2 separate regions of the Homo sapiens genome follow, and region 2 is linked to region 1. A link is an interaction called in ENCODE POLR2A ChIA-PET data of the cell type or tissue named here. Cell type or tissue: B cell. All regions are shown on one strand. Links, peaks and the distances in the headings refer to the core of each region. The heading gives the core; the rest is flanking DNA. Region 1 overlaps CRTC1 (CREB regulated transcription coactivator 1). Region 2 overlaps KLHL26 (kelch like family member 26).

Evidence for each region. ChIA-PET counts read pairs that join two places held together with the same protein. Peaks named below come from ENCODE experiments on the same cell type or tissue, not always from the same donor. Only the 100,000 strongest peaks of a DNase experiment are listed, where the experiment ranks them.
Region 2: POLR2A ChIA-PET joins it to region 1 with 5 read pairs; 4 of 35 experiments call an interaction of 5 or more read pairs at or near these places.

The regions. Positions count from the first base shown.
Region 1 is chr19:18,708,984-18,714,338 of GRCh38, forward strand. The region is part of intron 1 of CRTC1 (CREB regulated transcription coactivator 1); the gene reads left to right. Among named protein-coding and RNA genes, the nearest start is that of CRTC1, 28 kb to the left of the region's middle. RefSeq lists an enhancer at 827-1,821. In B cell, for the core only: no CTCF peak of the experiment used is centred there; no DNase peak of the experiment used is centred there.
Region 2 is chr19:18,655,163-18,660,517 of GRCh38, forward strand. All of the region lies in intron 1 of KLHL26 (kelch like family member 26), which reads left to right. Among named protein-coding and RNA genes, the nearest start is that of KLHL26, 21 kb to the left of the region's middle. RefSeq lists enhancers at 2,138-2,669, 2,670-3,200. In B cell, for the core only: no CTCF peak of the experiment used is centred there; DNase peaks (open chromatin) are centred at 2,739 and 4,319; H3K4me3 peaks cover 772 bases.

The DNA.
Region 1 (5,355 bases), core at 67-5,066:
GAGGAAGGCTGAGGGGAAGGCCTCATGGGTGCAGTGGGTAAATGTCCACCCGGTACCTCCTCTGAGCCCGCATGGTGCTCGGAGGTGCAGGGTCCCAGGGCTGTTTCTGGAGCAGCAGGTGCCAGGCATGGCATGGGAGGGGCCTTGTGGAGCCCAGAGTCGCAGGTGCACCTGGCAGTGGGCAGAGCAGCTGCAGAGGCTTGGTGTTGGCAGGGTGCACATGAGGAGGTGGTAGCCAAGGGGACAGGGCCTCCCAGCCTGGTGCCCGCAGCCTCCCTCACACAGGGACCACCTTTCCCCTCACCTGGCCCCTCATCCTCTGTCCTGATGTCCCCTCATGGTGCCTTTTTATGCCCACCTTGCCCCCACACGTAACCCTCAGGCAGTGGGAGAAGGGCTGCAGCAGGGGGGTGTGGCTCCTGGTGCAGGGGACAGGCCAGGTGGCAGGAGCCAGGACAGCTTCAGAGGGAGAAGCCTCCAGGCCCAAAATGGGGCCTAGACAGGAAGGAGGGAGCGGGCAGGTTAAGAAGGGCAGTATCTGCATGGGGCTGAGAGGGAGCAGAGAGGGCATCTGAGGGTGGCTGGGGGCTGTGTCTGAGCAAGGCCATGGATGGGAGTTGGGATGAGCCTCTGTACCTGCGGACACCCCTGCTGAGGTCCTCTGGGAAGCCGGCAGTGCACCTAGGACTCCACCTGGGGGAGATGGGTCCCGTCTGCCCTGGGCGGGCTTCCTCATGCTGGGACCCCAGCCTGGAACGCAGCCAGGATCAGGAGCCCTAAAGTTAGGACCTGAGGGCTCCGAGGGCTGAGGCCGGGGACAGCTGCCTGGCGTTCCCTGCCGTGGATGGGCTGCTGCTCCCATGTTGCCTGCCCTGCCCTGGCCCATCAGTCCTGCCTCCTCCAGCAGCGGTGACTTTGCCACAGGGAGGACAGCTCAGGTCACTCCTGGTTAAATCCTTCCAGCGGCTTCTCGTCCCACCCAGGATGGGGTCCCACAAAGCTCAGCTCTCTTGAGGCTCTGAGCCCAGCACCCGCCCCCCCACACTTCTTTGCCCACCCTGGCTTCCTTGGCGAGCCACTGTCATGGTCACTCTGTGACCCCAGGGCCTTTGTGCTCACGGGGCCTCCTGCCTGGAGTGCTCTTCCCAGCTCCAGCGTCACCTCCTTGGCCACCTTCCCCCCACCCCATTTCCAGCTTGTTTTCTGCACAGCCCCACTCACTCGGAAGTCTCCCACTTCCTTCCTCCATCTACCCACCCAGCTGCCCGGCCCATGCCCATCTGAGCCAGCACAGCTTGTCCTGGGCCAGCAAGGACTTGTGGCTTCCCCTGCTGTGGACTCCCCGTTCCTCGACGTCCCTCCCTGGCCTCCCGTCCTACTGCCTGGGGGCAGTGTCTGGCCAGCAGATCCTTCTTGAAAGGGACCATCCCTCTGGGTGAGCTGGACATGCAGGGTTTTCTGGGGCTGCTGGAGGGGGTGGGAGCCAGGAGCCAGTGTGAGTCGGCGGCCGGCCGGGCTCCTGGCTGTGTTGAGCTGTTCCCTCCCATGGGGGCTTTGGGTCAGAGGGTAGCGAGGGTCACACTCTCAGGCACCCTTGACTGTTTATTTTTTACATTTATTTTTTATTTATTATTTATTTATTTTTTGAGACAGAGTCTCACTCTTTCACCCAAGCTGGAGTGCAATGGCTTGATCTCGGCTCACTGCAACCTCCGCCTCCTGGGTTCAAGTGATTCTCCTGCCTCAGCCTCCCCAGTAGCTGGGATTACAGGCACCCGCCACTGTGCCCGGCTAATTTTTGTATTTTAGTAGAGATGGGGTTTGGGTTTTGCCATGTTGCCCAGGCTGGTCTCGAACTCCTGACCTCAAGCGATCCACAGCCTTGGCCTCCCAAAGTGCTGGGATTACAGGTGTGAACCACCGCGCCCGGCCTCACCCTTGACTGTTTAGGAAGCCCATGCCCAGGCTTGGCCAGTCACCCCTCTTTCTTCACCCTGTCCCACCCCACAGTGCCCCCTCCCCAGGGCTTTGTAGGCCTCCAGCTGATGGGGAGTCTGCTGTGGCCAGGGCTGCTAACAGTTAACTGCTGGATGAGCTGCAGTAAATTTCCTTGGGGTTTTGGCTCAGGGTGAGACCCGCATTCCCAGCTTTGCTTGGCCACATGCGGCATCCTAGCACTGAACCTTCCCGTCCCAGGTGGCCTGCTTCTCGGGGAGGGGCCTGGGAGGACTTCTTGTTTGGGAGTCGGGGAGCCATCCTTCCCTCCAGGCCTTGGGTCAGCTCAGCCCACACAGCTGCTGACCCAGAGTGAGGGGCAGTGGGACGCGTTGGCCTTGGCGGCCCCGGGGCCGCTTTGAAGGGGAGCATGAGGGCACCGATCCTGCGCCTCTGTGCCTGGGCCGGGCGGGAGCTGGGGATGCATCCATCGCCTGCCAGGAATCCGGGCCCTGAGTTGTCGGCACTTCCAGCGTTTCAGGAGAAGCCAAGCAATTCTGATGTTTAAGTTAACTTAAAAGAAAAAAAAAGTAAAAGTTGGCCACCAGTTTGCATTTTTAAAAAAATGCTTCTCAGACCTCAGGAAGGCCACAGCTGCGGCCGGCCACGCTCCTGCTCCTGCCTGCCAGGTTACAGGCTCTGACGTGGGCCTGAGGGCCTCTGGGCTGTAGTGGGTGGGGCGGCCGTGCTGGTCCTGGGGTGGGTGCCGGGCAGTTCCGCCCATTCCCGGCTGCGTTGGGAGGGGGTGTGTGATAGCCAAGAAGCTTGATGCCAAGGGTCTTGGATCAGCAGCTGACGTCCTCTTCCTTATACACATGTGGGACCGTGGTGGCTTCCTGGTTAGATGGCACTAGGGTGGTCTACTTTGGGCCCCTCCACCCACCCCCACACTGCCAGAACCTTGGGTATACTTTTTATTTCTCCTTTATACTTTTTTCACTGAGATAAAACACATATAACATAAAAATTAGCCTTTATTTAATTTTTTGAGACAGGGTCTTGCTCTGTTGCCCAGGCTGGAGTGCAGTAGTTCTATCCCAGCAGCCTCAACATCCAGGCTCAAGTGATCCTATCACCTCAGCCTCCCAAGTAGCTGGGATTACAGGCGTGTGCCACCATGGCCAGCTAATTTTTAAAATTTTTTTGTGGAGATGGGTCTCACTATATTGCCCAGGCTGGTCTGAAACTCCTTCCTGGGCTCAAGCCGTCCTCCTGCCTCAGCCTCCCAAAGTGCTGGAATTAGAAGCATGAGCCACTGTGCCTGGCCCAGTTAGACGTTTGTTTGTTTGTTTGTTTTTGAGACAGGAGCTCACTCCGTTGCCCAGGCTGGAGTTCAGTGGCATGATGTTGGTTCACTGTAGCCTCCACCTCCCGGGTTTAAGTGATTCTCCCACCTCAGCCTTCCTGGTAGTGAGATTACAGGCGCCCACCACCACACCCAGCTAATTTTTTTGTATTTTTAGTAGAGATAGGGTTTCACCATGTTGGCCAGGCTGGTCTAGAACTCCTGACCTCAGGTAATCCGCCTGCCGTGGCCTCCCAAAGTGCTGGGATTATAGGCATGAGCCACCATACCCAGCCCTAATTAGCCATGTTAAAGTGTGCAATTTAGTGGCATTTAGTACCTTCTCAATATTGTACAGTGAACACCTCTGCCTGGCTCCAGAACATTTCATCCTCCCAAAAAGAGAATCCCCTTAGCCGGGTGCAGTTGCCCATTCCTATAATCCCAACGCTTTGGGAGGCCAAGGCGGGCAGATCGCTCGAGGTCAGGAGTTTGAGACCAGCCTGGCCAACATGGCAAAACTCTGTCTCTACTAAAAATACAAAAATTAGCTGGGCATGGTGGCATACGGCTGTAATCCCAGCTACCTGGGAGGCTGAGGCAGGAGAATGGCTTGAACCCGGGAGGTAGAGGCTACAGTGAGCCGAGATCGTGCCACTGCACTCCAGGCTGGGTGACGGAGCAAGACTGTCTCAAAAAAAAAAAAAAAGACCCCACCCCCTATCCCCATCAGCAGTTACTCCCCGTTCCCCTCCCCAGCCCCTGGCAGCCAGCAGTCTGCTTCCTGTCTCTATGGATTTGCCTGTTCTGGACATTTCAGATCAATGGAATCTCACACTATGTGGCGTTTTGTGTCTGGCCTCTCTCACTCAGCATCGTGTCTTCAGGCTTCTTCCACGTCGTAGCATGGATGAGTGCCTCATTCCTTTCCATGGCTGAATAGCATTCTGCTGTATGGATGGAGCACATCTGGCTGAAGCACATTCTGCTGTATGGATGGAGCACATTCTGTTCAGCCACTTGTCTGTTGATGGGCATTTGGCCTGTTTCCACCTTTTGGCTGTTATGAACAGAGCTGCATGGACATGTGTGTTGCAGGGTTTGTGTGGACACTGTCTTCAGTTCTCTTGGATCTATACTGAGGACTGGAATTGCGGGATCCTGCAGTGACTCTGGGTTTAACTGTTTGAGTAGTGGCCGGGCTGTCTTCCCGGAGTAGACCAGTTTTCTAAGCTCCTTTTCCTTGTTCTCTGCTGTGCCCCTTCTGTGGGAGCTGAGGCCCTGCACCCTTAGGCGTCCTCCTCGTGCCCCTCCTCCCTCCAATGTTACTGGGCCTGTTGTTGGGGTCTGTAGTGTTTCTGTATGGCTCTGCAGAGGCCAGGCTCACCGCCGGTTGGCCTTAGCTCAAGGTCCAGGTTCGTGTTGGCTGGGATTCCTGCCCAGGTCCATTTGGAATATTCCACTTGCGCGTGAAGCAAAGGCCCAAGTATATGAAGTGGCGTGCCCAGGCACAGAGCCCCTTTCTGTACACCCAGCTGCACGCGCGGGGAGGAGCTGACATCCCAAAAGGCCACGCAGAGGTGGGAGCTGGAGGACACAGCCCTGCAGTATCTGCTGGGGTGAGCCCTGCACCACTGGCAGCCCGCTCCCCAGCCTGGTGGGTAGGGCTGTTTTGGGAGGGCCTGCAAGTGTGGAAACCTACACTAAAAATAGCAGCCACATGCCTCCTGTGGGCGGCCCACGCTCACCTCTCCTGGCACCCTAGCGTGCCCGGAAGCAGCAGGGTGGGAGGGCACACCAGGCCCCACACAAGCCCATACTGTCCTTACACGTATGCATGAGGCTGGGTGAGCCATGCACACCCAAGGCCACCCTCCACAGCCCTGTATCCCATGCTAGGGTTTGGGGTGCCCCAGAAATCAGGAATCAGAATAGCTCCATTTGCAGGAAGACATCACAGCACACATGCAGCCATGATGCAGCTTCCCCAGTGGGTCCAGGCGGGCGCACTCCATCCACCTGCTATTCGGTTTGCAACAAAACTAACACTCTTTTTTTTTTTGAGACGGAGTCTT
Region 2 (5,355 bases), core at 142-5,141, 54 kb before region 1:
GTAGAGTGGGGTTCCCTCTCTTGCAGGGCGGCTGGAGGACTAGTGGGGTAAATCCACATTCTTGCCTGGGGCCGGCCTTGAAAAGCCCCTGTCTTGCTCTTCCTGCTGTTCAGCTCCATGTCCATCCTCCCAGCTCAGGCAGAGCCTTGGCGAGCTGTCTCAGCCCTCTGAGCCTCAGTCTCCCCATCTGTGTGATGGTCACGATCAGAGGCCCACCCACCTGGGACCGGGGAGAGGTCGACCAGCACCCGTGTGTTGGCTGAGGAAGGCCTCCTTTGGCCAAGCCTGGTGTCCCCCTGCCTCTGTTTACTGTATAACTTTGGGCCAGTGGCCGAACTTCTCTGTGCCTTCATTTCCCCATCTGTAAGATGGGATGGTAGCAGTGCCCCATCAGAGACTGCCTGCCACAAGGTGGGCCAGGAGCCAAGACTGCACAGACTGGGTGCTCCCTCGGTCCGTGAAGACTGTTCTGATGGAGACGCCCCAGCATTGTCATCTGGACATGGAGAGCCAGGATGGGAGGGGTGCTGTGGAGGCAGAGAGCTTGCTGCTGGTCAGGGAGGTGGGGTCTGAACACCCCCTTGTCTTCTGGGCCTTTGTTTGGATGGTGGGGCTTCCTCTTGTTGGCCTTGAGAAGTGGCTGGAGTTTGGCAAGTCCGGGATGGGGGCGCTGTGCATAATGTCTTCCTGTCCATTGGCCGCAGTCAGAGCCCCACACATCCTGGACTCCTGGTGGCATTGGTCAGAGGCTGGGATTAGGGCAGGACATCACAGCCCGGCCTTGAGGGCACTGGGCTTATGGTGACCCCTGAGGAGCAGGTGAGGGGTGGCCACACGTATCCATCATCCACCCACCCATGCCTCCAGCCTCCTTCCTCATCTAGAACACCCCCATGCTCCTGAGATGACAGCTTGCAAACCACTGCACCTCTAACCCCCTGTTTTCTGGAAGGTTTGAGCAAGGCTCAGGAAAGGGGAGGCCACGCAGCTTGCCCTGGCTTCATGGTGGGGTTGGTGGGGGACCTGCAGGATGGGGGTGGACGGGCCTCAGCTTTCTGCTCCCAGCTCTGTGGGCTTCACCTCTCAACCTGCTGAGCCTGAGAGCAGGGAGTGTCTCCTGCCACCTCACTGGGTCCTTGGGGTCATTGGTCGTGGTCCTTTCCAATTGATCCTCGATTCCGAAACCTGCCTGCCTGCCCTCCCTGAACTCCCGGTGTGACTTGGGCAGCCCGCCACCCTCTCTGAGCCTTGGCGTCCCTGGCCGTCACTTGGCTGTCTGGGGGTGCCAGCCCTGGGTACAGTGGCCTCCTGCTAGGCACTCCCAGATGCTCTGTCTCCTGTCATTCTGTCCCCACCCAGCAGGCACAGACAGGCTGAAGCCAAGGACAGACAGGCAGGGAATGGCTCCAGATCAGGAGGCTGGGAGGAAGGGGAAGGCCAGGGCCTCCTTCGCAGGGGTCAGAGGGCATCCATGCAGGACGCTGTGTGAGTTGGGCCAACAGGCGCAACTCACGGCGAGCCCTGTCTGCCTCAGTAGCGCGGGGCTCTTGGAGGAGGCTTGAGGGTGGGTGGGTGGGGAGGCCGCGAGGTTAGGGTGGCTCTGACCCTGCCTGGCCTGCCCAGCACGCCTGCCCTCCCAGCACAGGGCGGGAGTGGCGGGTTCCTGTTTGAAATGATTCGTGAAGATGTTGGAGAAAATCAGCATGTCAAGCAGGAGGGAGACACAGACAGCTGCACCCTGGCGGCCCCTGAGCTGCAGTCTCTGTCTCCCTGTCTCTGAGTCTCTGTCCCTCTCTCCCTGGGTCTCTGTCTCCCTGTCTCTGGGTCTCTGTCCTTCTGTCTTTGCATCTCTGTCTCTGAGTCTCTGTCCCTCTGTTTCTGCATCTCTGTCCCTCTGTCTCTGGGTCTCTGTCCCTCTGTCTCTGGATCTCTGTCTCCCTATCTCTGAGTCTCTGTCCCTTTGTCTCTGGGTCTCTGTCTCCTTGTCTCTGGGTCTCTGTCCCTCTGTCTCTGGATCTCTGTCTCCCTGTCCCTGGATCTCTGTCTCCCTGTCCCTGGGTCTCTGTCTCCCTGTCTCTGGGTCTGTGTCTCCCTGTCTCTGTCATGAGACAGGGTCATGAGAGAAGGTATCAGTGTGGTTGGAGTCTCTGTCTCCCTGTCTCTGGGTCTGTGTCTCCCTATCTCTGAGTCTCTGTGTCTTCATCTCTGGGTCTCTGTCTCCGTCTCTGGGTCTCTGTCTCCCTCTCCCTGGGTCTGTGTCTCCCTGTCTCTGAGTCTCTGGGTCTCTGAGTCTCTGTGCCTCCATATCTGGGTCTCTGTCTCCCTGTCTCTGTGTCTCTGTCTCTGGGTCTCTGTCTCTTTGTCTCTGTTGCCATCTCTGTGTCTCTGTCCCTCTGTTTCTGGGTCTCTGTCTCCCCATCTCTGTCCCTCTGTCCCAGTCTCTGGGTCTGTCAGTGGCTGAGTGTCCTGGCCTGCTGGGACACTGCGGTGGGGCCCTGCACCCGCTCCTGGCTCTCCCACTTGTCCATCCAGAAGCCATTATCTTTCCTCCACTCCCACGGGAGCCAAGGGAGGCAGAGAACAGCAGGTGCCTTGGAAGGGGCGGCCCCTTATCAGGAGGGATAACCCCAGGAAGTAGCCTTGGGCAGTCTGGGGGAGAAGCAGGGCGGCCGGGCCTCAGGGGCCTCTGAGCTGTCCCACGGGAAAGCTTGCTGACGTGAGCGTGGGGGCCGGAGCGTTTGAGGGCCAGCATGAGGTGCCGGAACCCAGCAACTCCATCCTGTGGGCTGGGAGCAGTTCCCAGTGCTGTGAAACATTGTGGTCACCATGGCAACAGTACTGGGGGAGCTGCCTTTGTGGAATGGGTGGGACCCTGCCTCTTTGCACCTTTTACCCTCGAGGCACGTGCCCAAGAGCCAGTGAGGACTGCAGCTGCTGGTGGCCAGGGGTGGGGGTGGCGGGGGAGCAGGGGCACGCTGGGCCGCGGTGTTCCCATCTTGGAGAGGGATACTGAGCCTGTGATCTCCCCGGCTGCTGGGGATTTGTGAGGCTGCATGTGAAGACCTGTGCCTGCTTGGCAAGGTCAGAGTGGGTGGGAAGGGTCATGAGAGAAGGTGTCAGTGTGGTTGGAGAGTAGGGTGGTGGCTGTGAGGCTGAGAGGTTGGTGGTGGGATTCCAGGCCCCCCACAGCTCTGGCACTCGAGCCCCACACCACCTCCCACACTGCCTGGTCGCTGTCACCCCCACCCCTGCCACCATTTCTGCTTCCCTTCCTTTCACTGGCTCTCTGTTCCTCTCTCCCTGTATTTCTCTCCTTGTCTCTCTGGGTCTCTGTCTCCCTGTCTCTGGGTCTCTGTCTCTCCCTCTCCCTCTCTCCCTGGGTCTCTGTCTCCCTCTCTCCCTGGGTCTCTGTCTCCCTCTCCGTCTCTCTAGGTCTCTGTCTCCCTCTCTCCCTGGGTCTCCGTCTCCCTGTCTCTAGGTCTCTGTCTTCCTCTCTCCCTGGGTGTCTCTTTCTCTCCCTCTTGCTGGGTCTCTCTTTCCCTCTCCCTCTGGATCTTTCTCTCCATCTCCCTCTCTCTGGGTCTCTGTCTCCCTGTCTCCCTGTCTCTAGGTATCTGTCTTCCTCTCTCTCTGGGTTTTTTTCTCCTCTTGCTGGGCCTCCGTCTCTCCCTCTCCCTTTCTCTGGGTCTCTGTCTCCCTCTCTCCCTGGGTCTCTGTCTCCCTCTCTCTGGGTCTCTGTCCCCTCTCTCTGGGTCTCTGTCTGTCCCCCTGTCCCCCTCTCTCTGGGTGCCTGTCTCCTTCTCTCTGGGTCTCTGTCTCCTTCTCTCTGGGTCTCTGTCTACCTTTCTCTGCGTCCCTGTTCCCCTCTGGGTCTCTGTACCCTCTAAGTCTCTGTCCCTTTATCTCTGAATCTGTTTTTCTCTCTCTGGGTATCTGTCCACTTCTCTCTGGGTCCTGTTTTTCTTTCTGTGGGTCCCGGTTCTTCTCTGGGTCTCTGTCCCCTCCAAGTCTCTGTCACTCCCTCTCCGAGTCTCTGTTTCCCTCTCTTGCTGGATCTCAGACAAGGCTCTCAGGATGGTCTTGGTCCAGTTGCCAGCCTGGGACTGGCTGGGAGAGAGGCTAGGGATTGGGCAGTGGCTTCTCAGCCGGCCCTGACATCCCCTGCTGTCCCCTGAAGTACAGCCTCTTCCCCACCCATGCACTGAGACCCTGGGGCGGCATCGCATCAGCCGGGGTGGGAGCCAACCAGCTGTGCTGTGCTGCTGTGCTCCTTCGAGCCACATGGACAATAAAACCAAAATTGGCTTTGAAAGTGGAAGTGCTCTCCTCTTTGAGGGGAAGTGAGGGACTGCGCGCGTCAGAACCGCCTATGAGGGGCAATGCCGGCAGGCTCCGTTCTGGCCCGAGCGCTGGGCTCCGCGTGGGGGTGGGAAAGGATTTTACAAAACCCCAAAGAAATGTTTCCATGAAATTCTTTCTTGTTCTTGCCTTTTTTTTTTCTTTTTTGGACATTCCAATGAAAAGAACCGTTCTGGGGCTTTGGATCGCTTCTCATGGGTTGGGAAGCCGACCATGGAGATGAGGCCAGCCCGGGGCCGGAGGAGGGGCGCCTGCCCTGACAGGTGCGTGCCCCTCACTCTTGTCCCCCTAGGCAGCCCCCACCTCCCTCTGCTCCTGATCCTCCCACGAGGCTTCATCCCTAGGGTGCCTGGCCGCAACCTCTGCAACTCTGAGCTTCTTGTGACCTCCCCCACGAGGCCATCGTGCCTTGGGCTGGGTTCCCCCAGAGCAGACTCTCAGGCGGGGGTTCGAGGGCCCCACGAAAGAACAGCGTGGGGAGGGAAGGAGCCTCCACAGGGTGTGTCAGTAGTGAGCAGGTGGTCCCAGGGCAACCCTTGGAGATCTCGGGAATCCCATAACAGGTGGTCCACCTGGGGGAGTTTACCCCACCCAGGCTCCCTGGATGTTAGCCCTAGCACATCCCTGCACTGGGACATCTGAGAGGAGCAGGGGTGGTGTTGCCAGGGCAGACCTGGGCGTGTCCTTGGGTCCAGCACAGGCCTGGGCCTGGCTAGGGTGCCCGATGACATTGCTGGGGGGATACAGCGGCAAGCGGGTGTCAGAATGGCCCCTAGCCCGGGCCAGGCCTGTAGCGGGGGCGTGTGGCCACTCAGAGGCCAGATTCGGGCAGAGGGTGCAGCCAGGGCGGGCAGCAATGGCCTCTTGAGACGGCCCTGGCCGGGGCTGCTGACGCATTGGCTCCGATGACTCACGTGCGGGTGACCGTCACTCGAGTGGCCGTCTGGAGACTCGGACCGGCTCAGGGCCACCGCCTTCCTGGGGGCCTGTGGCCCC